2 separate regions of the Mus musculus genome follow, and region 2 is linked to region 1. A link is a loop called in an ENCODE intact Hi-C map of the cell type or tissue named here. Cell type or tissue: left cerebral cortex. All regions are shown on one strand. Each heading gives the region's core, and the rest is flanking DNA. Links, peaks and the distances in the headings are about the cores only.

The links. A loop is a pair of places that touch in the nucleus more often than their neighbours do. Peaks named below come from ENCODE experiments on the same cell type or tissue, not always from the same donor. Only the 100,000 strongest peaks of a DNase experiment are listed, where the experiment ranks them.
Region 2: it touches region 1 in a loop (4-fold over the local background); 6 of 42 quality-filtered maps call a loop at or near these places.

What each region holds. Positions count from the first base shown.
Region 1 is chr1:139,265,010-139,280,902 of GRCm38, forward strand. All of the region lies in intron 5 of Crb1 (crumbs family member 1, photoreceptor morphogenesis associated), which reads right to left. Among named protein-coding and RNA genes, the nearest start is that of Crb1, 100 kb to the right of the region's middle. In left cerebral cortex, for the core only: a CTCF peak has its summit at 3,036 (motif pointing left); a DNase peak (open chromatin) is centred at 3,024.
Region 2 is chr1:138,128,357-138,144,249 of GRCm38, forward strand. All of the region lies in intron 1 of Ptprc (protein tyrosine phosphatase, receptor type, C), which reads right to left. Among named protein-coding and RNA genes, the nearest start is that of Ptprc, 39 kb to the right of the region's middle. In left cerebral cortex, for the core only: a CTCF peak has its summit at 8,338; DNase peaks (open chromatin) are centred at 6,185 and 8,248; H3K4me3 peaks cover 718 bases; H3K27ac peaks cover 600 bases.

The DNA.
Region 1 (15,893 bases), core at 2,980-10,979:
AGTTGAATGGCTAATGTGGTAGTTCCCTGAAAAATTAAAAATAGAAGTGGGGGAGGTGGCTTAGTGGGTAAAATTCCTTGCCTCTCAAGTCTGGTGACCTTTCATCTGTCCCTGAAGCTCATGATAAAATGGAGAACCAAGTCCAAAAAGTTTTTCTGACCTTCACATGTATACTAAAGTGTACATGTGTGTATACACATATATACACACACACACACTTAATAATAAATGAAAAGCATGATTATCATATGTAAAGTTATGAGTGATATTTGAGTTTCTTCCTTGTTACTTGGTATCCAATTTTCAAACTTCCTGGGTTCTCCAAAGCTGTAATGTTTTGGAAGATAAAGGGTTGACTCGGAACTAGTAACTTTAGGATGGAGAAAGCTCACTAGAATGCTTAAGGTAGAACAGAATACGAAGGCACCCAGCTTGTGTTTACAGTTGATGACTTGTTTGCTGGTAAGGCAAAATGCCCACACCTTCCGGGGTCACATAGTTATCGTTTGCTGATCACTGTAGTATAGGAACAGAGAAAAGGTCTATTGTGGGTTTTTGTTTTGTTTTGTTTTTTGTTTTTTTCTTTTGTTTTTGTTTTTGTTTTTTCGAGACAGGGTTTCTCTTTATAGCTCTGGCTGTCCTGGAGCTCACTTTGTAGACCAGGCTGGCCTTGAACTGAGAAATCTGCCTGCCTCTGCCTTCCGAGTGCTGGGATTAAAGGCGTGTGCCACCACGCCTGGCTGTTTTTTTGTTTTTTGTTTTGCCTTAAAATCCAACAATCCCTCTTCTCTCTAGACAACGCAATGAGAAAAAGCATGGTTTTTAAGAGTTGGGAAGTTTGGGGTGTCACTCAATGGTTTAGTGCTTGCCTTTCAGTTTTGTGGAACAGAAGGAACAAAAGAGATGGGGAAGAGAGGTATTTTTTACATCAGGGTTAATGACTGCATCATCTGTAATAGGGAAAATATGGGAGCAATCCAAATGTCCACTGATGGATAGATAAATTTCATATATGTGTATGTGTGCATTCTAGCTAATATTAATCTTTAAAAAGGGACATTTTGTCACATAGTACAGTATGGATCAATCCTGATGCTATTATGCTAAAAGAAACAAAGCAGCCACACAATCAAATGATAAATACTATATGATTTCCCCTATATAAGGTCCATAAGTAACTTGGCAGAGCCAGAGGAGAATAGTGCTTTCCTGGAGATGAGGAAAGGGAGGAATGTGCAGACTCTCAGCTGTGCTAGATGAAGATCTTGGACGATTGGCCATACAATATGAGCAGGCCTAACGTTACTGAATGGTACAATTACTGGCTAAGAAGTTAAATCTTATATGTATTTAACAGGACAATTTAAAAAGATAAAAGATGAGAAAACCCATTTTCAAACATGCAACAGGTAATGCCTCAAAGTTGGATTATTCCTGAGCTATAAACACGATTTGCTACTAGATTTGACAATAGCACATATCAGTACATATAACAACAACAACGTAATCCTTTTAGTAGATGTTAAGAATCATTGACATGGAATTTGGTCCCATTTCTAGAAAACGAAATTCTCTCAAAATAAATAGTGGTCTCAATACTCAGCCTTCTTGATAGAGGGCATCTGTTTCTTTCCAATGTGTTCTTGCTGATGATGGGCAGGAACCTAACACGGGTTCTTTATCCTGACATGCAATCCCATTTACGTGCACCCTGAGAGCTGGTCAATTTTGTAAGTGTGTAATAAAACTGCTAACATGGAAAAAAGCTATCTGCACACTAAATGTAACATTAAAAGGTTTTCTGCAACATTAAAAGCTGAGTCACTTTCCTATTAGAATATTATTAGATCATTTTGCCCCTCTCACAAGGTAAGCACATGTGAAGATGAGAAAATGGAGTCTTGGTACAGTCAAGTCCATACATCTGCTAAGTGGTAGAACCCTCGCTGTGTTCTTTGTGGATTCCACCTTGGTCATGAGACATCAAGACGCTCCAAGCTTTTTTTTTTTTTTTTTAATTACGTATTTTCCTCAATTACATTTCCAATGCTAGCCCAAAAGTCCCCCATGCCCTCCCCCCCACTCCCCTACCCACCCATTCCCACTTTTTGGCCCTGGCATTCCCCTGTACTGGGGCATATAAAGTTTGCAAGTCCAATGGGCCTCTCTTTCCAGTGATGGCCGACTAGGCCATCTTTTGATACATAGGCAGCTAGAGTCAAGAGCTCCGGGGTACTGGTTAGTTCATAATGTTGTTGCACCTGCAGGGTTACAGATCTCTTTAGCTCCTTGGATACTTTCTCTAGCTCCTCCATTGGGAGCCCTGTGATCCATCCAATAGCTGACTGTGAGCATCCACTTATGTGTTTGCTAGGCTCCGGCCTAGTCTCACAAGAGACAGCAAGCTTTATCAAACTAGATATTATACTTCATAAAACAGTGTGGAGGATGTAAAAATAAATGGTTATAATATGCTATGTGATAAAAGCAGGAGGCTTTTCAGTTTCAACATGTGCATGTGTATGGGAATGGGAAAGATGCATGCAGAGAGAAATTAATAAAGACGGGGTGGGGGGCGGGGAGGGAGGAATGGAAGAAAGATACATTGCAATTCTGGGGCTCAAAACAGTATTACTTTTCTTTGTGCTTTCTGCAGTTTCTACATTTTCAACAGTGATATTTACTGTGTTTTATATAATAGTATAATGTATATTATATGTAAAATGTAAACACAGGGCTTCTTAGTCTCTGAGATAGAAAAGAAGTGAATGCCGGGTGTGTAGCTAAGAAATCTTGTATATGAAAATGGGCAGTGGTTTTATTGTCTTCATGGTTCACGCTTTGGAGTAAAAAGGCAGATTACACTCTGTAGATAACACTGAAATTTCAAAGGTTCAGGTGCTTGGGGGCTATGTTTTTGGGTATATCTTTGTTTATTTCTTCATTCTGAACATGTTTTTTTGCTTATGCTCAAATTCTCTTGACCCTTTATGAAGAGAAGGCTCCGAAGGATCTACCGCCATCTAGCGGTGATTCTAGTTACCTGCATAGCTTTTATTCCTTGCTTAGTAATTAGTCTACTGGATAGCAATAGCCGTTTGCTTATTTATTATGTAGCAGAAGTTTCACTGAACCGTCTGCTTTATTCACTTTATACTCATACATTGTAGACAAATTTTATCAGTTCACCATTTTTTTCCCATTTACTGGAACTAATAACATGTTTCTAACTAGTAAACCATGACAAAAGCAAGCAGACTCCACATCTGTGTTTGTGCCACACAGACCACAACTCCTGAGAATATGCTCTGATGACTTTTCTCACATTGCTTTTTTTGGAAAACATTTCTTAAGGAATTCAAACATTCCCTCAAACTCACCAAAGGGCTTTGAAGTGGAACTTGCTGGTGACACCTGCAGAGAATCCCACAGTCATGGCTACTCCTTTATCTCAGCTACTCAAATCATGGTGAGGTGGAGAACACAGCTAAGCCAAGTCCCACAGAAACTGTGAGAGAGACACTAACTGCCATTTTAAGCTGAAGTGTTTTGGGACACACTGTTATAAAGAATGTATACATAGAAGTAAGTATAAGAAAAATGGCATAGTAACCTCTATTCTACAGACCCATTAATAATCGAATCAAGCATATAGAGTGGTAGGCAGAAAGGTCAGAGTTTAAACTCAGATGTTTGTTTTCCAAAACTGTATTCTTACCATCTCTGCATGCCTTTCATCTTGCTTAAACATTTACCATGAGCCACAACTGAAAAAGCTCTAGGGCTACAAATAGAAAAGCAAATCAAAATGATTCTGAGATTCTACTGTGCACCCATCAGAATGGCTAAGATCAAAAACGCAAGGCACAGCACACGCTGGCGAGGCTGTGGAGCAAGGGAAATGCTCCTCTTCTACTGGTGGGAGTGCAAACTTATACAGCTATTCTGAAATTAATTTTGTGGTTTCTCAGAAAATTGGAAGTAGTTCTACCTCAAGACCCAGCTATACCACTCCCGGGCGTATACCCAAAAGATGCTCCAGCATCCCACAAGGCTGCTTGCTCACCTATGCTTATGATAGCCTTGTTCATAATAGCCAGAGACTGAGAATAACCCAGATGTCCCTCAACTGAAGAATGGATAAATAAAATGTGGTTCATTTACTAAATGGAACACTACTCAGCCATTAAAAACAAGGATATGAACTTCACAGGCAAATAGAAAATATCGTCCTGAGTGAGGTAACCCCCAAAGGACACGCTTTGTATGTACTCACGTATAAGTGAATATTAGCCATAAAACACAAGATGACCATATTATAATCAAATAGACCCAAGGAAGCCAAAAAACAAGGAGGGCCCAAAGATGGATGGTTGAATCTATTTCAGAAGGGGGAAAAATAGATATTGGAGGTCAATGGGAGGAGGGAACTGGTTAGGAGAGAAGATGGAGAGCAGAGCACAGCAGGGATGGCCTGGATCAGAAGTGGGGAAAGCAGTGGAGAGAGAAGGGAAAGCAGTGTTGGGAGTAGGGAGGAATCTCTAGGATATGTGGGAAACTGGGATTGGTAGGCGCCACAGAGGGTATTTGGGGGCAACTCTAGCTGAGACTCCTAGCAGTGGGGGGACATGGATCCGAAAGTGCCCACTTCCTCTAGCCAGACAGGACTCCCAATAGAGGGATTTGGAGAGTAAATCACCCACAAAACCTTTGACACAAAATGTGTCCTGCCTACAAGAAGGGAAGAGACAAAGACAGAGCAGAGAATGAGGGAATAGCTAACCAATAACTGCCCAAATTGAGACTCATTACATGGGCAAGAACCAAATTTCTGACACTATTAATGATATTATGTTATGCTTACATTCAGGAACTCAGCATAACTGTCCTCTGAGAGGCCCCACCCAGCAGCCAAGGGAAAGAGAGGCAGAGACCCACAGCCAAACATTAGATGGAGCTCCGGGAGTCTTGTGGAAAAGTTGGGGGAAGGATTGAAGGACCTGAAGGGGACAGAGACTGCACAGGAAGACCTTCAGAGTTAACTAATCTGGACCCTTGGGGGGTTCCCAGAGACTGAATCACCAAGCAAAGACAAGCACGAGCTGGACCTAGGACCCCTGCACATACGTAGCAGATGAGCAGCTTGGTCTTCATGTGGGTCCCCAACAACTAGAGCAGGGACCGACCGTCCCTGAGTCTATTGCCTGCCTGCCTGTGGATCCCGTAAAGGTCCCTCTTGTTTGGCCTCAGTGGAAGAGGATGTGCTTAGTCCTTCAGTGACTTAATGTGCGGGGTGTGTGTGTGTGTGTGTGTGTGTGTGTGTGTGTGTGTGTGCGTGTAGTGTTGGGGGCTAACACGCAGAGGGGAGCTCCCTCTTTGCAAAGGAAAAGATGAAAGTGGAATGGGGGAGGGATCTGCATCAGGGCGCACTGGGAGGTGAGGGGTGCTGATATTGGGATAAAAAGTGAATAAATAAATTTAATAAAAAAGCCTAATGGTTGTATGATATTTGAAAACTTGTTGGCTTGAGGTCCTAACATAGTAAGAGCCTTCAATGGAATAATGCATAATTATCAAGTATAATATATTGTTCAAGGTAAAGACATTATGGAAACTTAAAAGAATATAGAGTATATAACACTGATAATTTTCTCTACAATGTTGGTTTGAACATATATTTTATGGTCTTACCTCTTTTGTTTACATTTTTTTCCTTACAAGCTTTTTACTCCAGAACTTTTAAATATATTCAAAATCAACTAAAATCCAGACAATACTGGATCTCAAAGCTTAGAAAAATCATGTTAAAGGAAAACTTTGTCCATATAAATAGATTTTTATCATATGTTATCATATCTACTTTCTGCCATGTCCTGAAAGGATCTCCTTTACCAAAGGGTCAAAGCATAGTGGTTCTGCACACTGGCTCCTGGGTCAGTGTAGACCATCACCTGACACAGATGTGTATTGTCTTAGAATTGTGAAGACAAAAATTGACAACACAGAGGGGGTTCTACCACTTAGCAGATGTATGGACTTGGCTGTACCAAGACTCCATTTTCTCATGTTTTAAAATACATTAATGGACAATGATGAAATGAAAGAATGGTTTTACTAGATACTGTTACACTTGTTTTAAAATTATTTCAATGCTAGTTTTGTATTATTTTAGGTTTTTCTGTGTTCACTTTTAATAACATGTGGTCTTAATTTTATAAAATTATTTCAATAGGGTTAAATAATTTTCATACATAAAAATGACTACTTTTTATGCAAATGAACAAGCATTTAAGAATATATGTCAATGGTACTTGATGACTTTAGAATACTTACAATTCAAAGCAGATTTGACAGCATTTCTAAGAAAACACGGGTATATATTAATAATAATGTTTACCTTAATGATGATGCCATCAAAAAGAAAACATGATTCATAAGGCTTAAAATTAATTTCCAATTTCCCAAGGAGAAAGAAGCTGATGAGGATTTGAACTCAGTCTGTTACAGAAACATCTGGCTTGTTCCTTTGAGAGACTTTGCCTCACTGATGTCCTTTATCAAAGATCCTGAACAAATATAAGTAGATTTTAAAGGTCTATTTTACTTTGATACATAAAAATATTTATTATACACATGTAGATATTTAAAATACTTAGTATATAATCATCATCAGTTATTTGAACTAAAAGATCAGCATAAAGGCAAAGTTTTAAACATAAATTAAATTTATTTAATGGCCAAGCATGGAGGGTTATGCCTTAAATCACAGCACTTAAGAAAAAAAGATAAAAGAAACAAAGAAGTCAGATCAATAGCTAACTGTTAGGATAATTTGAGATCAATCAAAAGAAAACCTAAATGTAATCTGCTATATAATAACAGCCTTTATTACATATAAGGAATAAGTCCACAGAAAGACATTTCTAGGGCTTTTGGATATGCACCCAACAGCCTCTGGAGAGGGGCTAAAGTGACCTGGGGTAAACCAAGGAAGATTTTTAATTAGAACAGGATAAGTGACTCATTCATGGGAGGGTGAAGTGGATGTTAGTCCTACCAGTTCAGAATAAGATCTTGACCACATTTTTTGATCCAAATTTGAAGCAAGCTTTAATTAAAAACTGAGCAGGATGATGGACTTTGGCTAGGCCCATTCTATAGTTTACAGAAAATGGTAACGAGTCACATTTTGCAGAGGTTTATAAAGGCAAACCCATAAGGCATTGTATTTCCCATCAGGTCCAATGAAGAGCAAGCTGAAGTCTTCATTTTATCTCCAAAATAGGCCATTACTCTTATGCTGACTTGTTGAAGTCAAGATATATAACTGGCCACAATCTCTCATAGTTCATTCAGGAATTCTTCCCTTGCTCCCTGTACATATTCTCTTTTAAAAGCTCTTCCAAGGCCCTCACCTGATACCTAGTTTGGATTATTAACACTTCTCTATATTATCTCACAACCCGGTAACCTTCCTTCAGGTTCTGTTTTACAAATCTTGCTTCTAACTTATACTAAGTAAGCATTTTCAAATGCAGTATACATGTTTTAAAATCAATATTAGTTGGGTATCATGACACAGACCTGAAATTCCAGCAACTGGTAAGGTGAAGTAGGGAGGTTGAAAGTCTCAGGTCACCTTTGATGACATAGTTAATCCATGTCTAAAAAAATTGAATTAAATCAAAAATAAAACATTCAACTTTACCTTAAAAAATGAACAGTGAATGAGACATGTAGACTGAATATGGATTTCTAAGAACAGCAATATACAAGGGATCAGGGAGTCTCTGCAATGTGACAAGCAAGATACCAGTATTGTAGATGACAAGAAAAGAAAGTACTGGAGGGATAGTGTTATCAGTGGTGATAAATGTCATGACAACTCAAACTTAAGAACTGAAAAGATCTTTGCAATTAGAATGTCTCCTCTGATCTTGAAAAAGTCAGTTTTAATGGAATGCTGAAGACGGAAAATGAACCGTGATGAGGTAGACTGTCGGGCTGGAATGAGGATGAGTGTTGTAGAGGCAGCAGGGGTCCAGTTTGCTTCTATTCTCCTGAGTTAAGTGTGTTGCACATAAAATTTATTTCTGTTCAATATATACATGTAGACACTGTAAAGCTACTACAACCACAATTAAGATATGGAAAATTCCTTCTTCCTGTGTCCCGGGTTCTTTCATTCTCTTGGTCGTAAATGTAGGAGCTCATATCCCAGGTCACAGAAATCTTTCACTTCACTATTTCCAGGCTCTGATAATATATCTTTGCTGTTGCACATGTCAGAAGCTCAGATTTCTCATTGCTGAGAGTGCTTTGCTGTAAGAATGTGGAACGGTTTGCTCACTTGCATACTGAGGAAAACTCCTACCAGAGTTTTTGAATAAAGCAGTGATACTAGTGCACCTACAGGTTTGAGGCAAGCAGACTTTCATTGTTTTGAGTAAATATCTAGGAAGTAAGAATGGTACTTGTGGTTTTAAGAGTCGGTTTGTTTTAAGAAAAACCTGTCAATCTGTTTTCTCGTCACACCATCACTGGCAAAGAAGACAGTTGCTCAACAGAAAAACTTGGATGCTGTCAATTATAACCGGCCATAGCTATAATAATTGATAATATATTTATTCTCATGTAGTAGTATCTTGTTGCATTAGGCATGTTCTCTAGAGAACCACAGTCAAGAGAATATATGCAACAAAAGGCGTATTTTTTAAATTGACTCCTACTCTAACAATGGCCGTGTGTGGGAATTTTACAGCTGCTCAGTTCTGCAACTAGATTCCAGTCGTCCCATTGTAGCACTGAAAGCCTGGAGCTCCCTGGACAGTGACTGACATGGAGCTCACGTTTGACAAAACTAGAGTCTGGTGCTCATGAAAGGTGATAGCACCAATAGCAGACACACTCAGGAATAAGCAAAAGTGAGGAGGAACTGTGTATTTGTCATCAGACCCTTTACATCTGAGCGCCATTGCAAGGAACACACACACACACACACACACACACACACACACACACCACATACACCCTGAAGTAGTAAGGTTAGCATACACTCCAGGTAGAAGAAGTCATGCATGTACATGTGAATGTGTGTATGTCTGTATGTGCTCCATGAATGTGGCATGCAGGGATGTGTGTCCATGCATTGTTCATAAGTGGACCAGAAAAGGACAATACTCCTCTTCCCCTGTTGATCTTGGCTTTTTTACATTGGTTTCTTATTTAATCAGAAACTTGCTGCTTTGGTTTAATTTGCTGACCAGTGAGTGTCTAGGATTTGCCTATCCCCATTCCCCAGATCTGGGATTACAGCCAAGAGTATCTGTTCCTGGTATTTTACACAGATGCTGGATGTTTGAACGCAAAACCCTTACACTTGCAGAGAAAGCATGCTTGCTCAACATACTATTTTGCCATCTCCAAGTGTCATATTTAGACTTAACCATTATACATACTTGTCAGAGTTACTTTTCTACTACTGTGATAAAAGAGGCAACTTATCAAAGAAAGCATTGAATTTGTCTTATAGTCCATGATAAGGAGCAAAGGAACTGCTGAGAGTTCACATTATAATCCACAACCAACAAGGCAGACAGAAAATACTGAGTGTCTTTTGAAACCCTAGTGACACACCTTCTCCAACAAGTCCATTCCTTCTAATCCTTTCCAAACAGTTCTACCAGCTGGGGGCAAAGTAACCAATAGATAAGCCTATGGGATCATTCTCCCTTAAACTTCAGTACCTTTCTTTGTGACTTATCATAGGAATGCATTTAGTATTAGTGTCTCATGAACACACTACAGGCATTAAGTTCCCTAATGAATTCACCTCAGCTCTACCTCAGATCTTTCTGCTTTATGTTCTTCAGTCTTACCTTGAGAATGACACAGTGGAGCAGATTGCTTCATAGTAAAGCATATCACAGATTGCCCTCACGATGATTATTTGTTAAACCTAAGCCTCATCTTTCTAAAAAGTGTAGCCTTCATAAAAAGGGAAATAAGCTCAAACCTTAATTAAGAAATTAATGCAAAGCTGATTGTCTCTGTATTAACTGTTTACTCTTACTTTCCAGGTATAAATATGAAAATCGTCTTTCAATATTCTCTGACCAAACTCTTTACCATGTATACCAAATATTAAAAGCTCTAGTAACAATAAATTAGTCCCCCAAACACAAAGTATCTTGAAACCTAGCTGGCCTTAGGTCATAGAAGCGATATAATCTGATAGAGTGCTTAACTAGCCTCTTGGGATACACATAGGCACATTTAGATGCATGCAGCCCTCTGATGAAATCAAACTAAACTGGCACTGGGAAGGCTGCTGTAGGAAGACATCCTGGGATGTCGCAGGCTGAGGAAGGTAATGGTTCTTGACAAAATGCTGGCCCAGTGTCATTCACTCATTCAACCCACCTGTCTGTACATAACTTCACAGACTATCGTTCTGAGCAGACAGCTTGGCTCCTAGCTATTCCTCTTAAATAATCTCTGAGCCTTCAGTTTTTGCCTGCTTTGTTAACTTTTCTGGATTCACCTGTATTACTAGCTCCCTGTAGATGACCGACTACATTTCAAAACTCAGTACTATCACCCTCAGCCTGTACCACAATGGGAAAGAAAGGAACACTCAATCTCTTTGCTCTCCTGCATTGCTTTTCCATGTTCTGACTGGAGGAAGCAGTCACACAGGATTCCTTTATGTTGGAACAGCAATATCCTGCTTTACACAAGGCAAGGCAGTGATTTGATATTACTCACAGAATAAACAGTTCATACCAGCTCTCTGTCTCTGTCTCTCTGTCTCTCTGTCTCTCTGTCTCTCTCTCTGTAGGTGTGTGTGTGTGTGTGTGTGTGTGTGTGTGTGTGTGAATTGATACCATAACAGAAACACTGTTAACTTGAGGCCTTGAGAAAGGAGGCTTGAAATACAAAGGAATCCTGGATTTCTTGAAAATTAAAGCACAGAGGATGGCCAATTTATCATGTATTCTATATGTAACAATGGTATAGGAGTTCAAAGAATCTCAGTACAAAAATGATGTATTTAAGGAGTTTAAATACTAATTACCTTCAATTGATCATTATACACTATATGCACAGGCTGATAAACACACTGTACCCATTTATATGTACAATAATTATGTGTCAATTAAAATAAATGGAGGTGAAGTAAAATTGCCATTGAACTATTTATCCAGTATTTTTCTCATTTTCTGCTTACAACTTTATTTCCAGGTAGCTCACTAAAAATATTTATTATACATTTTTAGTGTATATCACATGATCTAGGTAGCCCACCAAAGGCATGCATGCAAAGTGAGAAAATAAGTCTGCTTCTTAATAATTTGTTTCTTTCTTTTGAGTACAGAAAAATGTCAGAACCCCAGATAGCTTCAGATGTGATGTGTACCGTTTTCAGCAGCTTCGTCAGTTCAGAACTTCCTGTTGAAAATTTATTTCATTCAACAATGAACAATGTTGGATTATATAACATTACGAGGCAACTTTCAATGAAAGGATAGAATTTCCTTTCAAATACTCTTTACTGCTGCGCATGCTCTGAAGACATCCACTAACAGCTGCGCTTCAATTCCAGCTTCTCTTGGAAACTGTAACCCCGGGTAGCTATTTAACCTCTGGGAGATAATTTTCCTTCTCTGTATGAGGATGGTATTAGCAACTCCATCCCAGGGCTCACCAAAAAATCTAAATGATGCAAGTAGTGCTCCTTGCTGACCTAGCAAGTGTTATTTCTCTAGAAGCTTAGGCACTAACCCAGGCATACACCATGGAACTATGACTTGGAGATAACCACCCTCCTTTTAGCCAATTATGTTTGCCTCTCTGGTGTAAAATGTGATTTTTTTTTTTTTTTTGAATGGGTTATACCCCTGCAGGATGAAAATAGTATCTCCATTCAGGAGAAATGGAGATGGACAGCTCCTCTTGTAGGATATTAGAAATAGTATCCCTGTGTTAGAACAACTGTAACAAAATGTGATCAGGAAATACTTCTTGAAAGAGACGGGCAATAACCAAGGAAGGCATTGAAGTTGGGGCTGGAGAGATGACTCAGCATGACTCTCAGCATGACTCGGCAGTTAAGAGTTGCTTGATGCCCTTCTAGAGGCTGCCTCCCAAACCACCTATCACTGCAGCCTAGGGAGGTCTCATGCATGCTTCTGGCCAGCATAGACAGCTATATGCTTACGACACACACTCACATAAACACACAAATAGAAAATACTGAAATTTGAAAAGGAAACTGCTCCAAAACTATCAAAGTCATAAGGATTTCCTGACAAAATTAATAAGTATAGAACTGGTTTACATTATAATTATGTACATTAATAGATGATTATAGCTTATCAGGCAGTATGAATATAAGTATTTTCATCATATTTATAGTATATAAGGTATTATCGATTTCCATGACTCAAACCATACATTTTGTGGAAATTTAAAGAAAGTAGTTTTTTTTTTTTTTGATTTATCGAAACAGGGTGTCTCTGTATAGCCTTGGCTGTCCTGGAACTCACTCTGTAGACCAGGCTGGCCTGGAACTCAGAAATCCATCTGCCTCTGCCTCCCAAGTGCTGGGATTAAAGGTGTGTGCCACCACTGCCTGGCTTCTTATTTTTTTGTTTTGTTTTGTTTTGTTTCTTTGTCTTTTGTTTTTTAGGCTAAGTACATCTTATGTGCAGTAGGATTTAGAGGTTGTTGTTCAGATGATGATTGTGGATATTGAGAAAAATATTAATGGGAGCAACTTGATATGTTTGTGTTTGTTGTATTTTTAGAGACTTATACTGTGCATTTTATAGAGTTAAGATGTTTGGAAATTGAATGGAAAAACAGAGGAATTTGACAGCCTTTATCAAGTCTTTATTCTTAGTCATGAAAAAAGACTGTGTGATTGGCTATGATGTAATATGATGTACTAATCTATTCTAATTAAACTTCTCAAATCACACTGCATGAAATGTGAATTAGGGTGGTCATTTAAGCTATCTGCCCATTTCTTTTGTTGTTGCTTTAAGCATTTTATGGTTCAAATTCTTTCAATTATAGATCTTTTCTTGTAAAAATAGTATAATTTTTCCACATTGGGTTCAGATGTTTTAATTACTTTTATTTATTTTTTTTTTACAGTCCAGTTTCTGCCCACCTCCTGGTCTGCCCTCCTACAGATATTCATCTCATTCCTCCTCCCCCTTGTCTTCAAGAGGATGTCCCCCCACGCCCCCTTGCCAGGCCTCCTCACTCCCCAGAGCCTCAAGTCTCCCATTGAGGCCAGATCAGGCAGTCCTCTGCTATGTGTGTGTCAGGGATGGGAGGGGAGGGGACTCAGACCAGGTCATGTATGCTGCCTAATTGAAAGCTCAGTGTCTGAGAGATATCAGGGGTCTGGGTTAGTTGAGACTGCTGGTCTTCCTATGGGGCCACCCTTATTCTCAGCTTTTTCTAGCCTTTCTCTAATTCAACCACAGGGGTCCCCAACTTCAGTCTAATGGTTAGATGTAGGTATCTGCCTCTGTCTCAGTCAGCTGCTTGTTGAGCCTCTCAGAGGACAGCCATGCTAGGCCCCTATCTTTAAGCACACCACAGCATCAGTAATAGTGTCAGGTCTTAGAGCCTCCCCTTGAGATGAATCCCAAGTTGGGCTGTTCACTGGACTGCCTTTCTCTCAGTCTCTTCTCCATTTTTGCCCCTGCAGTTCTTTTGGACAGGAACAATTCTGAGTCAGAGTTTTTGACTTTGGGATGGCAACCCCATCTCTCTACTTGATGTGCTGTCTTTCTACTGGAGGTGGACTCTACAAGTCCCCTCTCCCCACTGTTGGGCATTTCATCTAAGGTCCCTCCCTTTGAGTTCTAAGAGTCTCTCACCTCCCAGGTCTCTGGTACTTTCTAGAGGGTCCCCCTACCTCTGACCCCCAACCCCTGAAGTTGCATATGTCCATTCATTCTGCTGGCTCTCAGGGCTTCTCTCCTATCTCCCCCGTCCCCATACCTGATCATGTTTCTCTTTTCCCTTCCCACTCCCCTCTCCCACCCAAGTCCCTCCCTCCCTCAAATTTTAAATAAGGAATTTCTTATTCTTTGAAAAAACAGACCACTTTTCAAGTATTAAATGAAGCTTGAGAGAGATAAATTAAATTTAGAGGACCTAAATTTGCAAAGGAAAACTGCAAACAGCCTGGCTATGCAATCTTAAACTCACTTAGAAATAGCAGGCACAGTTCTCTCACACTGCTGTTGCTAGGCTCCTGAATGTGCGCTTTAATTGTAATTTTTACCCCCCCCCCTTTCAATCTGCCTGTACTTTCAACTTGAAAGAAAATTTCCCTTATAGATATATTCATAAAACTAAGGACATATCATAGAAGAGATACATAATCTGATATTCTGCTGGCTGATTTGACCCTACTGATGGTGTTTGCGGGAAACAAGATCTACCATTCACTGACTAGTCTCCCATCAGATTCTAAGGTTAGAAACACCTACATTTGCAGCACAGTTCCCTAAATTGGGTTCTGTTAAGACAGCTCCAGAGATAAAATTCCAAACCTGCAATTTTGCCTTTTCATTGCCAATAGAATTCAATTTCTTTTCAAGGACAGCTTCTGTGGTCCACTGAAGATGCCCCCACTCTCTGTCCAGTTTTGTAAGTCTCATTGAGTTATGGAATATTTAAGTTATATTTCATTACCAGCTCTCTGTGATTATGTCAGTTAGGTAGGTGTAGTTTTATATTTCATGTTTTATAAAATAACAGTTCCATCAAACAATGTTACATTCCTCTTTCCTCTTAGGGTGCCAGTTATCCTTTTTTGGCATACAACAACACTTTTATCAGAATTTGGGAAATGAATCTTCAGCAACAGTAACAAGAGAAGCCATTGTTATGACAGTTGGGTTCAAAAAGCCATAACTCCAAATATCAGCACAAAATGTACTGGTCTCCATTGGAATTTTTTCAAAGATTCAATAAACATTTGTAATCCAGTCAGTTTTTAGTTATATTACTTTTATATCATGGTGGCAAATAATTCTGTTTTTTACTGACTGTCCCATTTCTTTAGCGATCAGATCATGTTCAGGAATAACTATTGAGACATAAACGCCATGGAAAACACATTTTAAGAGTTAGCATCAAAGAATCAGCTTCTATTTAACAACAGACTTACCCCAACTGCACTTATTACAATCTTTTTAACCTGCAGGTTTTCTTCCCCAGCCAGGCCTCTGCTCAACAGTGATATTTGGAAGGATTGTCCTCACTTGCAAGTAGGAAATTGTGAATGTGTTTATGCCCATGTGTTGTATGGGTATAAGCATATGTGGGTATGTACAAGTATTAGATAGACATCTCCGTGTCATATTACACCACACACACACACACACACACACACACACACACACACACACACATGCACATTTGGTCTTTTATATCTATGAATTCCACATTCCTGGTTCAACAACCTCAGATCAACAATATGCTGAAAAAGTTCTGTATTTAATAAGTACAGACTTCTTTCTGATCATTTCCTTACAACACAGCAATATTTATTTTCATAGCACCAGACTGCGATTGTTATTATTGGTGACCTGGAAATGGTTTAACTATACAGGTAGATTTATGGAGGATGCATCTCAGTACTAAGGTAGGATTTGTATATCTGAAAGTGTCTTGGATCCAATGCTCTGCAGATATGAGCAATGACCATATGTAGTTTAGGATATTGGCTTTGTCACTATATTAAAAAAAATTAGCTATATAGGAAGAGTAGAGAAAAGACCCCAGGAGCTAGCAGCAGCACCTGGGTACTTCCCATTGCATGTGATGAGAGTTTTACATGGAGTTACTGTATTCCATTCCAG
Region 2 (15,893 bases), core at 4,962-12,961, 1.1 Mb before region 1:
GCCACCAAAACGTGTAATACTAAGCCAAAACATTTGATAAAAAGACTATAAACGTACCACTTATCATATGTTCATGGTAAAAAGTAAATAATGAATGTAGACAAACTATATGAAATTACCTTTGCATGAACTGGGGAGTAGTGCATGCATGTGTTCATATGTGCACAGGCACAGATGTATATATGCATGGATGGAGGCCAGTAGTCAATGGTAATCACTCTCTACCTTATTTTTGGAGACAGGGTCCCCCACTGAACCTAGTGTTCATGGATTCAGCTAATTTGGTGGCCAGCAAGCCTAAGGAGCCTGCTGTCCCTGTCTTCCCCACATTGCGATTAAAGGTGACTGAATGCCACTATATTCAGCTTATTTGATTATTTGTTTAACGTGGCTGCTGGGACTCAGGACTCAGGTCTTTATACCTACAGGGCAGCATTTTCATGGCTGAGCCATTAGTTTCTGTTTTGTTTATAAAATATTACACACAGACACAAAGACAGAGACAGACATACAGAGGACACACACACACACACACACACACACACACACATACACACACACACACACACACACACACACACACACACCTTAACCTTATTTGAAATAAAATTGCAGTACTTCAGAACTACGGTTTAGAGCCAATATAAGACCAAAATTGCTTGTTTTGTTTACAAAGTCCTTCCAGGTAGATTTTTCAATACCAGTAGCTCTCTTATTCGACATGATAAACAGCATGGAAAAAGATTAACCTGTCAAAAATTCTTTTAAAAATAACTCCAAATAATTTTTTAAATCATCTAGAGTATAAACTAATCACTTTAAGAAACTATGAATTCTCCTCGGCAATAAAGATTCAAAGTACACATAAATATCTCCCAGGTATTACCCATTAAAGGAAAAAACACAAAAGAAACACTATGAATCTTAAGGCAGAAATGCAGTAAAGTTGCCCTACAGAGATAGCCTAGTTATAAAGCCACTATCTGAAAGCCATCCACGCCCATGTTATTTAAGATCTTTTGCATATACTAACAGCTACCTCTGTGGATACTTTACATATCAAATACACTGGAAGGCAGAGGGCTTCACATGAATATTTATAGGAGTTGTGCTACTTAAGATCTACAACAGTTAGAGATGTGTCTGTCATGTTTCTGGAAATCTTTCTAAATTACCTGAATAGATTATCACCAAAATCATAAGTAGACATAGCCTTCGAGGATCCTTATTGTTACACAGAAAAACCTGAAATGACTGGGTGGGGGGTGCATTTAGTTAGCACATGGCCTTCCATTTGACTGCTTACAGGGTCACAGAGTAACCTGCTGGGGCCCTGCAGAGCAAATGAGTCTAAGTAGCATTCTGATCAGCTCCCTCTATAGCAGCAGCACTATCCACCCAAAGCAACCCATCTGCTGTCAATACATCTGGTATTGAGAAATAAAACCTTTGCAAAGTGACTCATAACCAGTGCAAATAGGATGAAGTGTTAGTAAAAGTAACATCTCATCTCTCTCTCTCTCTCTCTCTCTCTCTTTCTCTCTCTCTCTCCACACACACACATATATATATGAATGTCTGTATATATATGTATATGTGTGTTTTGTGTATGTATACATATACACATACACATACGCATATGCAAACACATACACACAAACCCATATGTATGAACAAAATTTAGAAAAAATAACAATAGCTGAAGAAAAAATACATGAAGTAGGCGTGTAAATTAAGAACAGTACGTTTACAGGTAGATGACAGTAAAGTGGAAGAAAATCACTTTTCTAAAATATGGATTTTAAAGTCTTTTTCTAAAATTTGTAAATGCAACAAGTATAGACACACACACACAATCAGGGCACTCTACACACAAGCATAGACACTCAGTGTGTCTATGTGTTACAGAATCTTCTACTCTTCTGGTTACACAATTTTCCTGTCTTTTTTTTTCTTTAGCAATATTTCAGTAGATGGCACCAGAGAACCAGAAATCTGTAAATCATCACCTGGTGAGCATTTCCCCATTATAATCCTGTTGTGAATTACCAGCGGAATTGACTAGATACATTAAACACGTGAACATGGAGATGACAGAGCCCTTGATCTTCAAAGCTCTGTTATTCTAACACGTGTATTGTTAACCGAATTTACCTTTCCCAATATGTTTCTTTTACAACTGGAAATGTTTAAATGTTTGCAAATCAAAGTTACCTTGAAGTCACACCCCTAAGTCTGCCATCAGAGATTTAAGAAAAAGTAGGAATCAGTTTGAGTGGAAATGACATTTCAAAGGACATATTTGGGCTTTAAATATCATCTATTCCACCACCAACCTCCCTTCCAAAACAAAAGGAAAGAAAGAGAACCCCGTGGATCCCATGAGGGGATTTAAGTCTGTCTGCTTTGCAAGGACAGAAGAGTGGGAGCAGAATAGAGGAAATAATACTTACTCTGGGTACTAGCCTAAAAAGAAGAGGGAGTGTTTTGAAGATTTGGAATGTATATCTGCATAACTTCCCTCCATGAGCCCAAAGGCTGTACAAAAGTGGGACCAGTGGATAAACACAAAAGAGGCAGCCAGAGCAGCATGCACGCTTTCTCTTCTTAGTGTGGCAATATCAGTGGGCATCAATAAAAATGGAGGATTGCATCTACTATGTCCATTCTATAAATGGTATAAATGGTATATTCTACCCTAGAATGGTAATTCTAGGTATATGATCTGGTCTGTAATGACAAAGGAGTTCTGATCAATGTTACATAAACTGTGCACGGTAGCATAGCCATGTAATCCCAGTTAGAGTCACAATTTCAAAACCAGACTGGGCTGCAGAGTGAATCCAAGGCCAGATTGGGCAACTTGGTAATATTGTGTCTCGAGGGAAAAACATACAAGGTAAGAGTTCTGAAGTGGAGAGCATTTGACTACCATGTGAGAACGTCTGGGATCCTTCTCCAGTAATACACACACACACACACAAACACACACACACACACACACACACACACACACACACACACACACACACACACACAAATAGAGAACTAAGAAAAAATGAGGGAACTATCAGAAGTGGTCCTTCTTGCTTCCATCCACTGATGGAACACAGAGTGTAAACAACTCACTGAAATCCTATCACAATCAGACAATGCCAGTGTCACTTGGCCAACAGTTGTTTTTAATTTAGCCATCTCAGTAAGCCATACAAGGCAGCCATTCTTCTCTGTATTTTCTATGTAATTAAGCAGGGGACAAACATAGCATATGAGGGCATATTAGACTTGAAGTAGGATGTATTTAAAAATAATTGCCCTAGTTCTTTCTATCAGCATTATGTTAAAATATTGGTTGTGTTAGCATTGCATCTTGACTCTATAGAATAAAAGAATGGCTGCCTACCTCTAGAAAATAATCACAGCGATTTATGCTCACTGGCCAGCAGAATACCCTGCCAGTGTCTATTGAGATGGAGTTCAGATTGTGGGAAAGGAAACTAAAAGCCAGAGAGCCCATGCCTTTCGGCTGTCTTTCCATCTCATGAGACCTATGAGTGTATAAGCTATACCAAGGCTCAGAGAGTGGCAACATACATTTTCTCAGGCTTCCCTCATTCAAATGGACATCAAAGAAATACAAGACAGACAGACAGCAGGATACACCACAGAGCAACAAAGTACAAACAGAAACAACACAAGAGCAAGAGGAATTGGAACTAGCTCTAACTCAGGACCTCAGAACTGGGACACATTGTGTCTGGAAACAAAGAGCAGGAGAAAAAAAATCAGGCATTCAAAGTCAGAAAGAGGGAGGGAGGTGGGGGCAACTAAGAGACACTGTCTAAAATCTTTTGTAAATCAAATATTATAATTCATATACCATTCAAAAATGGTGGAATAATATTTCCAAGTGATGACAGAGATACAGGAGTCAAGGTAGGAACAAAATAGTAGTCTCGGTGACTGTAGGCATATAGTGCAATTAAACATTCAACCCTAGCTTTCCCAATCTGCTTAAATCATAAATTAAAAATAAGGACAGTGTTAGCCTGCAAAATACAACTGAGGACAAAACCAGAAGATGTTTAATGAATGAAGGCACTTTAAGATCAGATAGTAAAAAAAAATTTTAATACAGAAACAATGTCTACCTATCTTCTGAACCCAGATAATTGTCCCTCACACTATCAAATACAGCTTTCTGTTTGTGATTATATTTGAGTACTAATAACATGCGTGCAACACTAATAAACATCATGTGCTTTCGCTCTTTTATATTTGGCTAAAAGTATCATGTTATCAATTTCAATTATGTTAATTAACTAAGTAAGCAAGGAAGAGGAAAGTAAAGACTGAAACCCTGGACGAAGTGGAACACAGCGAAACCTTCACAACTGGGAGAGGAAAGCTGGGGGCTCCTGAGTTCAAGAGCATCCTTAGATCAGAGCAAATTCCAGACAAGTCTTAGCTGCACAAGATTCTCAGTGAACAAAAGTGAAAGTAAATCCAGGTGGCCATGTGAGAAAAATTGTTTCCCATTTTTGTTTTCTTGTCTTATAATAAATGCCTTCAATTTAAGGGTGAGTAGGTAGGGGAGCAGGGTGGGCGGAGGATATAGGGAACTTTTGGGATAGCATTTGAAATGTAAATAAAGAAAATATCTAATAAAAAATAAAAATAAAAGGGTAAGAACATAGATGGGTAGTTCCTGTGTGGTTATGGCAACACTAATGTGTAGTAATGGCAACATCAGAGTCTTTGAACTGGATGCAGATGTTTTCAAATGATCCATGTTCAAGGCAAAAAAAGTTGAGGGGGAAGATTGTGAGTTTGAGGCCATCTTGGGCTATGGTGAGAGGCTTTCTTGAAAACCATCATCACCTCAAAATTCTATCCAACCACCATCAGAGAAGCTTCCTCCTGCAGGAGATGGAACAAAAGCAGAGACTCACATGCAGACATTACAACACAGAGAGCTTGGAGCACACAGTCCTAAATAAGATGTTTCCACCCATTCCTTCCCATTAGACCACAGAAGAGGAGGCAGAAAAAGTGTAAGAGCCAAACTGGATGAAGGACACCAGGATAATAAGGCCTTCCAAATCAACTGAGACAGGTCATGTGAACTCACAGAGACTAAAGCATCAGGCTCAGGGCCTGCATGGGCCTGTACCCAATTCTCTGCATATATATAAATTACAGCATTCAGTTTAGTGTTTTTATGGGACTCCTGAGTGTGTGGACAATTGGGTCTCTGACTCTTGTGCCTTCCTTTGGGCTCGTTGCCTTCTGTTGTTTGCTTGTCCAACTTTGATATGAAGAATCTTGATTTACCTTAGTGAATTTTATTTGGTTACATTTTGTTGTTATCACTTAGAAGACTGCTCTTTTCTAATGAGAGACAGAAAAGGAGTGGATCCCGATGGGAGGGGAGATGGGGAGGAACTGGGAGGAGAAGAGGGAGGAAAAACTTTAATCCAGATATGTTGTATGAGAAAAGACATTATTTTTAATAAAATGGGGAAATATTTTTTTAAAAATCATCATTGTTGCAGTCATCACCATCATCACCATCATCTCCTCCTCCCCCTTCTCCTCCTCCCCCTCCCCCTTCTCCTCCTCCCCCTCCCCCTGCTCCTCCTCCCCCTCCCCCTTCTCCTCCTCCTCCTCCCCCTGCTCCTCCTCCTCCTGCCCCTGCTCGTCCTCCTCCTGTTCCTGCGCCTCCTCTTCCTCTTGTTCCTCCTGCTCCTCCTCTTGCTCCCCCTGCTCCTCCTCCCCCTCCTCCTCCCCCTTCTCCTCCTCCTCCTCCCCCTTCTCCTCCTCCCCCTTCTCCTCCTCCCCCTCCTCAAAGTGCTCATCATCCCTTGACATTCTCCAAGGTACCCCAGCATAGGAACACAACAGGACTGTGGAGGCCACATCTTAACACATCCCAGATTATATCAATGATGTGCATCTGTGTATGTGTATATGCCTTGGTATAATCAGCACTGTAATAGTCACTGATATAAAACACAAATCCTGTAGTTGTATCATTAGTGGGCTGACAACCAGGTTCACAGCACAAACTCTGTACAAAAATGAGACTGTAGGCGGCCACAACACGACCTGTGTGCTTGTTATTTTCTTACGTTGGAGTAGAGATTTGGGTAGAAGAGGAAGCATTGCTGGTGGCGATATTTCCCCACCCACTCACTCGTCTGAGACAGTTCCCAGGATAGACCTAATTTTAGACTTAGAATATCTATTTTAGTCTTCGGTGGCTATCTATTTTCCATTTTTTTTTATCCAGAAGTGTAAACCTGATGTTGAAAATATGTGCCAGGTAGCAAAAAGTATCTAACTGTACTAATTAACATTTTACTATGTATGATTTTATAACTCTTTACTTCCTCTGAAATAGAGTAAGATCATAGTGAACGGATTATATAGAGGCACCCACACGTGTTGGCACCCGTGCTAAAATGCTTTACTGTTTTCAGGGCCAAGAATAAAAGTCACTATTTCCAGTAAATACTAGGTGTATGACACGGTGCTGAGTGATGTTTTATGAAATATTAGGTGCTGAATGAGGTTAAATTATACTTTATATAACATTACAGCAATTCGGTAAAGCAGATAACACGCTCTTCTTACTTAGAGATAAATATCATAAACAAATAGGTGCAAATCTAGAGAATGTAAAGTTTAAACTTAACTGACAATCTGTCTGATATAAAAAGGCTTATTTAACTGCACTGTGATAAGAAAAAAATTAATATTAAAGTCAGTATTTGTGCTGAACAGCTAGGAAAGAATTAACAATGATCAGAATACCTTATATGCACCATCAAAATGGGACCCAGAGGATGACACAGTGAAAGGCAGTAGTGTTTTCCTGCATTGTGTTTTGTAGGAGAGAAGATCTAGTCATGCTTTAAACTAGGTATGCAACCTGAGCCACCCTCCAACTTACAATGCTCCTCCTGCCACAGTCTTCCAAGTGATAGGGTTATAGCCATGTACTCTCACACCCCCAAAAACATTATCATTAAAAATGAAACAGTTAGCCAGGTACTCTACATAAGACACACATACACAATTGCATTCTGCTGTAAAGAAGAGTAAGTCACAACATTCACAGGAAATTAGATCAAATTATAATGTTCAATGAAATAAGCTAGCCTTGGGAAGATGTATATCACATGTTTTGTTCTTATGTGGAGCTGTAGCTCTCTCTCTCTCTGTGGTGTGTGTGTGTGTGTGTAACTTATAAAAGGCATAAAATAAAATGTGGCTGATGAGATGGAAGAAAGAACTCTAAGAGGAGAAGGGAAATAATAAAAGGCTAATGGACCGTATAAGGCATGAAAGCAGAAGGAATGGCTCTTAGGGGAGGAAGAGGGCCTGAAGGGGAGGAAAGGGGGCAGCGCTCTGGGGGAAGGACAAAGAACAATGCATACGTATAAAAATGTCCACAATCACACTCACCACTGTGAACGCTAACTAAAATGCTGGTAAAAGTGAAAATTGTTAGACGGTGACAGTACAAAAGGAAAATTTTCATTGTTTACAGGGAAAGGACACATAACGAGAAGCCTGAAGCATACTGGAATGAGGAGAGCAGCTTGGCTTGACTGCCCAGACCCTCTCAGAGAGAAAAATAGAAAAACAATAATAGAAAAACATAGAAAAAATTAAAAAATAGAAAAACAAGTTTGAATATGTCCTTATTAGTATTTTCAAGATTTCAAAACAAATAAAACGATGGCGTGTGTGTGTGTGTGTGTGTGTGTGTGTGTGTGTGTGTGTGTGTGGTGTTAGCTTAAACAAAAAATAAACAGAAAATGAGAGCTACATTGTGGGACATCTACCACCAAACTGTTATCAGTCTCATGAAGAGTATCAAATGTCTCCCCCAAGATTGCACCCAGTCCTCCAATCTCCCCAGAGCAGCGGATAATCAAAGCCAAGGTTGATAAATGCCCAACTAATTTTTTCTCATCTCTCAGTCATGAAAGTGCTGAACAGAAACACTTGGCGCGCTTTCAAAATCATTACAGTACAGGCATAATGGGAAAAGCAAGAGAGAGGCAGCTTTCCTCCGGAGAGGTTTTCGGTGTGCTGTTCGGCTGCTGTTTGCAAAAGCTAAAGGCTCGCTCGCAGCAGTGCCTCTACTGCCCTTGTGGTTTCTTCTCCTCGCACACTTCTGTTTTTCTCATTCTAAGTCTTTATAGGAAAGGAAGAGGCGCAGCTCATGCGGTTAAGCACAGAAGAGCTTCCAAATGGTGCAACCGGTTGCCATAGCACCAGCATAATCAGCCCTATCTCGGGGTAAAACCGCAACTTCTCTAGCTCATGTTGAAGCCGCCTGGCTGCACACTTTAACTGCTACGAAATACCGAATTTCAGGTTGACTTGACTTTGCTCTAGTGAAATCGTATTTCAACAACGAGGCTAACTTTGTATAATGATTGGTTTGATTTCAGAGGCACTTCCCTTTGCAAGGTAACTTACAAATGATACTTTAATGTCAAAATATTAAATCCCATCTTATATTTAAAAATACAAACAGGAATTGTGTAATGAAACTCGGACTGAACATATTACAATAAGAAAAGTCTAATAGAAAATGGAACATGTTCCTTTCCATTCAAGATTATGAAATGATCAAAGATAATCAGGCAGGATTTTTTTCCATATTTGTGAAGAATCCTCTGTTATAATGTACTAAAATAATACCTACCAGTAGGAAGTACAGTATCACCATCTTTGGGAGCCAATGAGCTAAACTACTTAAGTTGGATAACTTCCTAAATGTTACACCTGATAGTACCATGAAAGCAAGGCCTGAAGGAGAGATGCATGCTGGTCTTTCCTCTGCCTGGGCATATCAACGGACAGTCATTTGCCCTGTGTTGGAAACATTTTTCCATGGTGAGGATTTTTACTAACACTCTTACATGTTGATTACCTTATTGTTCCATGATAAAGAAAAATATGAAAATAGCCTGCCGATGTTCATAAACAATATTGGGGTTGTGAGATATCGCCTATTTAGTTGCTTAAGAAAAACTCATCTTGGGCCAGTTCTTCAGGCTTTCTGTCAGCAGAAAGGATATTGTCTGTCTGAAATAAAATAAGTAGCATGCTGAATCCTGACACCTGTTGTAATATTTCAGGCGGCCTGCATCTTACCTCGATTTCACTGATTTTCAACCTGTGGGTCATGACCGCTGGAGGAGTCTCATATCAGATATTCTACTTACCAGATATTTACATTACAATTGATAACAGTAGCAAAATTATAGCTATGAAGTAGTAACAGAAATCGTTTTTATGGTTGGGGGTCACGATACCATGAGGAACTGTATTAAAGGGGTCACAACATTAAGAAGCTTGAGAACCACTGATTTAAGTGTTACAAAAACCATCCTTCCTCCAGGAAGTCTATTCAAGGTCTGCCTGGGTCTAGGGCTGCAATTCAGTTGTACTAGCCCTTACCTAACATCAAGGAGGCCCTGAGATGAAGCCCCAGAAGAGCCAGAATCAGATGTAGTCGCTTCTTCCTATAACCCCAGTAATCAGGAAGTGGAAACAAAAGACTCAGAAGTTTCAGGCCATCCTCATACTTGGCTACACAGACAATGCAGGGCCTCAGGCGACGCTGTAAAAATTAAAAATCCCCAAACACCTACTTGGATCTAGATTTCCTACTCAGGGCTCCTAGACCTCCAATTCTCAGACATTCGTTTTATTTGTTCGTGGGTCTGAGACAGGGTCTCATGTAGCCTAAGCTTCATGGTTGCTTATGGTTATCAAACTCATTGTGCAGCCAAGATGACCTTCAATTTATAATCCTTCTTTCCCTGCTTCTGTCATGCTGGTGCTGGCATTACCAACACTCACCCCCATATTGGACTCCTGTGATGTTGGGAATCAAATGTAAAGCTTTATACGTGCTAGGCAAGCACACTACAAACTGAGCTACATTTGTCGCTCTGGAAGTCATTCATAAGGGTTGAGAGACTTTCCCTTTTACTAGGTGTCTATGCTACTTAAGTTTAGGCTCTAGATTAGCAGTGCTCAACCTGTGGGTGGCAACCCTTTGGAGATCGAACAATCCTTTCACAGGGGTAGCCTAAGACCATCGGGAAACAGGGATATTTACATTATAATTCATAACAGTAACAAAATTACAGTTATGAAGTAGCAACAGAAATAATCTTATGATGGGGGGTTACCTAACATGCGGATCTGTAATAAACGGTCATAGCCTTGTTTGATGAATGGCATTCCTCTTGGGTTATTAAATGAGAAAGGAAGACATAGGTGGCTTAAGTAATCTGTTTCATAACAGACTAAGCAACAGCACCAAACCTAAATCCCAGGTCATACAGAATCCAAAGAACCTGATTTCCACAAAACTCTATAATGTTTCACTTAGTAATAGAAGATCCTCAAGTTTGGAACAAAGTTCTTGAACTCCTGAAGTCTGAGGCCTGTTACTTCCTTGTTCTTGTCTGCCTTCTCAGGCATCCTCCCATACACACACACACACACACATACACACACACACACACACACACACACACACACACACACACACACATGGCAGCATCAACCAAACTCTAAAGAGTCCTGATATGTGTCTTTCCTATTAAAATATTTTCAGAAGCAACTTCTCAGTGTATGCCCAGGAGTGGTATTGCTGGGTCCTCAGGTAGTACTATGTCCACTCTTCTGAGGAACCACCAAACTGATTTCCAGAGTGGTTGTACCAGCTTTCAATCCCACCAGCAATGGAGGAGTGTTCCTCTTTCTCCACATCCTCGTCAGCATCTGCTATCACCTGAGTTTTTTTATCTTAGCCATTCTGATTTGTGTGAGGTGGAATATCAGGGTGTTGTTTTGATTTGCATTGCTCCAACATGTAAGAATGACACATGCTTCACTATGTTCATAGCAGCCTTATTTATAATAGTCAAAAGCTGGAAAGAACCCAGATGTTCTTCAACAGAGGAATGGATACAAAAAAAAATATATATGGTACATTTACACAATGGAGTACTACTCAGCTATTAAAAACAATGAATTCATGGAGTTCATGAACAATGAACGATGAATTCATCAAGTTAGGCAAACAGATGGAACTAGAAAATATCATCCTGAGTGAAGTCAGTCACAAAAGAACACACATGTTATGGACTCATTGATAAGTGGACATTAGCCCAGAAGTTCAGAATACCCAAGATACAATTCATAGACCATATGGAGCTCAAGAAGAAGGAAGATTACAGTGTGAATACTTTGGTCCTTCTTTAAAGAGGGATCAAAATATCCATGGGAGCAGATATAGAGACAAAGTTTGGAGCAGAAACTGAAGGAAAGGTCATCTAGTGACTGTCCTACCTGGGGATCCATCCTATGTACAGTTACCAAACCCAGATACTACTGTGTATGCCAACAAGTGCTTGCTGACAGGAGCCTGATATAGCTGTCTCCTGAGAGACTCTGCCAGTGCCTGACAAATACAGAAGTGGAGGCTCACAACCATCCATTGGACTGAGCACAGAGTCACCAATGGAGGAGCTAGAGAAAGGATCCAAGAAGCTGAAGGGGTTTGCAGCCCCATAGGAGGAACAATAATATGAACCAACCAGTACCCCCAGAGCTCCCAGGGACTAAACCACCAACCAAAGAGTACAAAAGGAGGGACTCAAGGCTTCAGCTGCGTACTAGTAGAGGATGGCCTTGTGGAACATCAATGAGAGGAGAGGCACTTGGCCTTGTGAAGGTTCAATGCTCTAGTGTAGGGGAATGCCAGGACAGGGAAGCAGGAGTGGGTAGGTTAGTGAGCAGGGGATGGAGGGGTGGGATGGGGGGGGGATTCGGAGGGAAAATGAGGAAAGGGGATAAAATTTGAAATATAAATAAAGAAGATATCTAATAAAAAATTAAAATATTTTCAGGAGCAAATTCTGACATTCCTTGCTACCTACTTTAGTTCATCTTCAGATACCAAAAGGTTACGATATCTACTTGCTTTGATGATACCATCCTGGGAGGCTGTTTGAGGGCCTCCGCAAGTAGGAACTCAACAATCCTTAGAAATTCTTACTGATTCTTGCAGCATTCTGCCTTCTCCAAATGTGTCTCTGAAAGAAGCTGGCACAGTCAGAATTCTTTATGCCCCACACAGTGTCAGGCTTATGAAAGAAAACTACTAAGTAGTTCTGATGTAACTTAGGTGTGTGCCTTTAGTCATGTAGCACTAATATTGCAGCAACGGTTTGTTGAAACACTGTGAGAAAGAGCATGTGTGGACTCTCCTTCTATCAGATACAGCTACGTTCTCTCTTGACATTTTCATGCACTTCTGAATTTCCATATATATCTACACTTACATTCAAGCAATGGAGAACAAAATGCCAAGTGATACCCCCAAACATCAGTACCTGTGTGGAGAGATGAACTGGACTTTGTAGTGTGTGCAACTAACCTGATTTTGACCCCCAAACTGAGACAATCAGGATCCTGTGGAAGTTTAAAACCCAGCAATCTCAACCTTATTACTGAATACATATACCCAGGAAACGGAATCAACATGCCTTGTACCCATCTGAGCATCCGTGCTCTTTGCAACGCTGCTGACAGTAGCCAGGAAATGGAAACTTGAGTGTCCATCAGCCTATGTGATAACACAGAAAGTGAGTTATACCATGGAAGAATGCTATTCAGGCATAAAAAGATGGAATCCCGCCTTGGGTAAAAGCATGGATCAAGTCTGAGGATGTGAGTAAGTGAAGTGAACTAGGAAAGACAGGCCAATCCTTCCTAATCTCCCTTATATGTGGAATCTAAAATGCTTGACATACGATACAGTGAGGGATGTGGTTATGAGCTACCAGTGGGAAGATGGGAGAGGCAGAAGGAAGACACTTCACAGTATACAAAGCCACGGGTAAACAGGACAGCAGAGAGATTAGAGTTTGAAATAGAACTCAAGTGAACTAGAAAAGTGTTTTGATTATTCTGATTGAGGTGCTGAAGACGTTCGTGGCCCCGATTTAATCAATGCTATATAATGCATGTATCAAATCACCATGCCATATCCATAAATTTATACACGTATTATGAATTAAGAATAAAATAAGTAATATTTGAGTTTTTTCGTCCATAGACCTAAGATCACAATGTCTAGTATGGATGCGGGTTATTATTTAGAGGAACACTAAGAGAGGGTGTTACATTACAGAGGGCACTTAATAATTATATATTAATAATCATTAATAAGATTTGAATAAGGTTTCTGAAAAATTCTTCTAATTTTAATTTCCTCAGGTTGAACAAAACTGCAGACAACCTGAGTGGTATTCCCAGATTATAGTACACACTGTGCCCTGAGGCCTGAACACACTTATCATATTCAGTGTTGTATGCTATCACATACCTTTTGTGTGTCCCCTCGTTCCATGGAAGGCTTTAAAGAAATGCTATCAAAAATGACACTGATGAGTGGCAACAGAGGCATCAGTCCTCCAAGCTACCTGATCTTTAAGTCACATGTAAATCCATCTCCCAGCAGTTGGACTTACTACCCTCAGGAAGGCACTTCTGAATCCCAGGCCCCCTGGATGTCCTCAGAGCAATGCCAGGCCAGGTAGACTCTGGAACTGTTTCCTGGAGGTCATCATGGAACCTTCCCCACCTACTGACACTTGCCAGCCACTGGCTTCTTATGCTGGATAATGGTCTAGTAACATTTTCACAGTTGAGTGGGAAAAGTGAAGACCTCTTGGTGGGTTCGTACTTACTAATCATCCTTCTGATTTGCTGAGGCATTTTCAAATGCCAAAGGACACTTAATGTTTATGTTGATGGTATCATAAGAGAGCTGCAGGAAAACTTCAGAAGCATGCCTCCTTCAGGCATCCTGGTACCCAGGACCAACCTTCCCCATCAATGTCAGTGTAGACTCGTCTGAGAGAATGAAACAGCATAGCAACTGCTTGTCCTTCAGAGTCATCTGGAGGGTAACCTAGGCATAATTGCTCACTCTCTGTCTATTTCGATTCATGTCTTTGTTCACCACAGCATCCACATGTGAATCCCAAATCCCACCCACAGCCGTGGTCTGAGGTGTCACTAAAGGAAGAGTGGTGTTCTTGTCACTGGGCACTTCTGACACCCTGTTTCCAGCCTCCTCCACTTGCTCTTTCAAATGAAATCAGCAGTTTACACAGAAATTCCCCCACCTGGGGAAGCAGTTTGGCAGTAGACTTAATAAAGCTGTTCATTAAGAAAGAGGACCTTTACCTTCCTTTAGAAATAATAAAATCTATGGGGGGGACGACACATCCTTTGACCACAGGGGTGGAATGTTCCTGAGCTGAAGCACAAGAGAGGCTGAGTGAGGAGGATGGAGAGGATGAGTCGGCCTGTGCTCCATAGCAAAAGCCTGTCTCAAAAATGAAAGGAAAGGTGAGGGAAATGAGGAGGAAGGAAGAAAGCAGGAAGAGAAAAGAAGGAGTGGGGGAAAAAGCTGGGATTCTGTTCAAATTAAATTTTTGGCAGTGCTATTTCATGTAACTCACTGATATGGAAAGACATCTTGTGTGTGGTATATGACAATAGAGATCAAGTTCTTAGCACAGTCCACCCTTTCAGGACATAAAATAACCGATTCAGGTGAGAATTTTTAGGGAGATTCTTATGAAGAACTCATGGACTTTTTTCTTTTCCTCAACATGTTGTCTCATGATAATCCTAACTAGATGTTTCCAAGTAAGAAGGGAATCTAGTTAGATTCTTCTTGTTAATGATATTTGATGAGTACTGTGTGCTTTTTGAAGAATAAAAGCTTTACGTTAGCCGTGAAGTAAAGGCAGTTTACAAGGTAAAGCTGTGGGTTACTATTTCATAAGGTGTCAGAGACTGAGAAATGCTTTAGAAATATCAAGGATGACTCTGAAATATTATATTCAATCTTTAATCACTGACATTTGGGCTTCTAATTCCAGACATATTTTAGTTATAACAAATGAAATTCATGTTATTTGGCTACTGATGACTTTTTAATTAAGTAACTCCAGTCTTGAAAATGTAGTCTAGCAATTTAGCTTATAAGATAAGATACATTTTGTGAGTTAAAGATAGAAGCTTTGATGTAGCCACTTGGAGAACACACGTAATCATATCAGCATTAACTGCCATTTACTGTTTATAAATGATGTACATTGAACTCATCTATCCTGATTACTTAAATTGCTATAATACATTTATCACTTTAATTATTAATTAATCCTGGTTATTTCTATAAAAATTATTTGAAGCCATATTTTATCTGTGTATTTTTTAATAAAGTGCTTCATACAACTGGGACTAAAAATCAGGGTACCCTTATATTTTGCCCTTAGAGCACGAATTGTGTACAATAGCCACTGTTTGAAGATGCCTACATAGCAAATAGCCATATTTTAATAAACTGGAATGTTTTTTCTACTGAGTCCACTAACTGCAAAGACTGGTGACACATTCACGCACATAGAAGATGAAATGGCAGAATTAAGTAAGTGAGCAACAGGACTGTGTGGAACCTCCAACAACAAAAGTGATGGCAGTTAGTGATGAGAATCTGAAAAGATGTAGTTAGTGTCTATTGATTTGCTGGGTGCTAACCTGTGGGCGTAATCTGCTGAAGTGTAAGTGTATTAAACTCACATGAATATGCTGTCCTTTCCCATAACATTTTGCCACTCTCTGCAAGTTCTATTACTAAATTACAAATGTTTAGCCCTCCTCCTATCCCCCCTGCCCAGTCTATTGTTTTTTCCAGGTTACTGTTTCTATAATAGATATTCTATGAGACTATAGACTGTTTAGATTACAGTGAGCTGGGACACTTAAGCTTT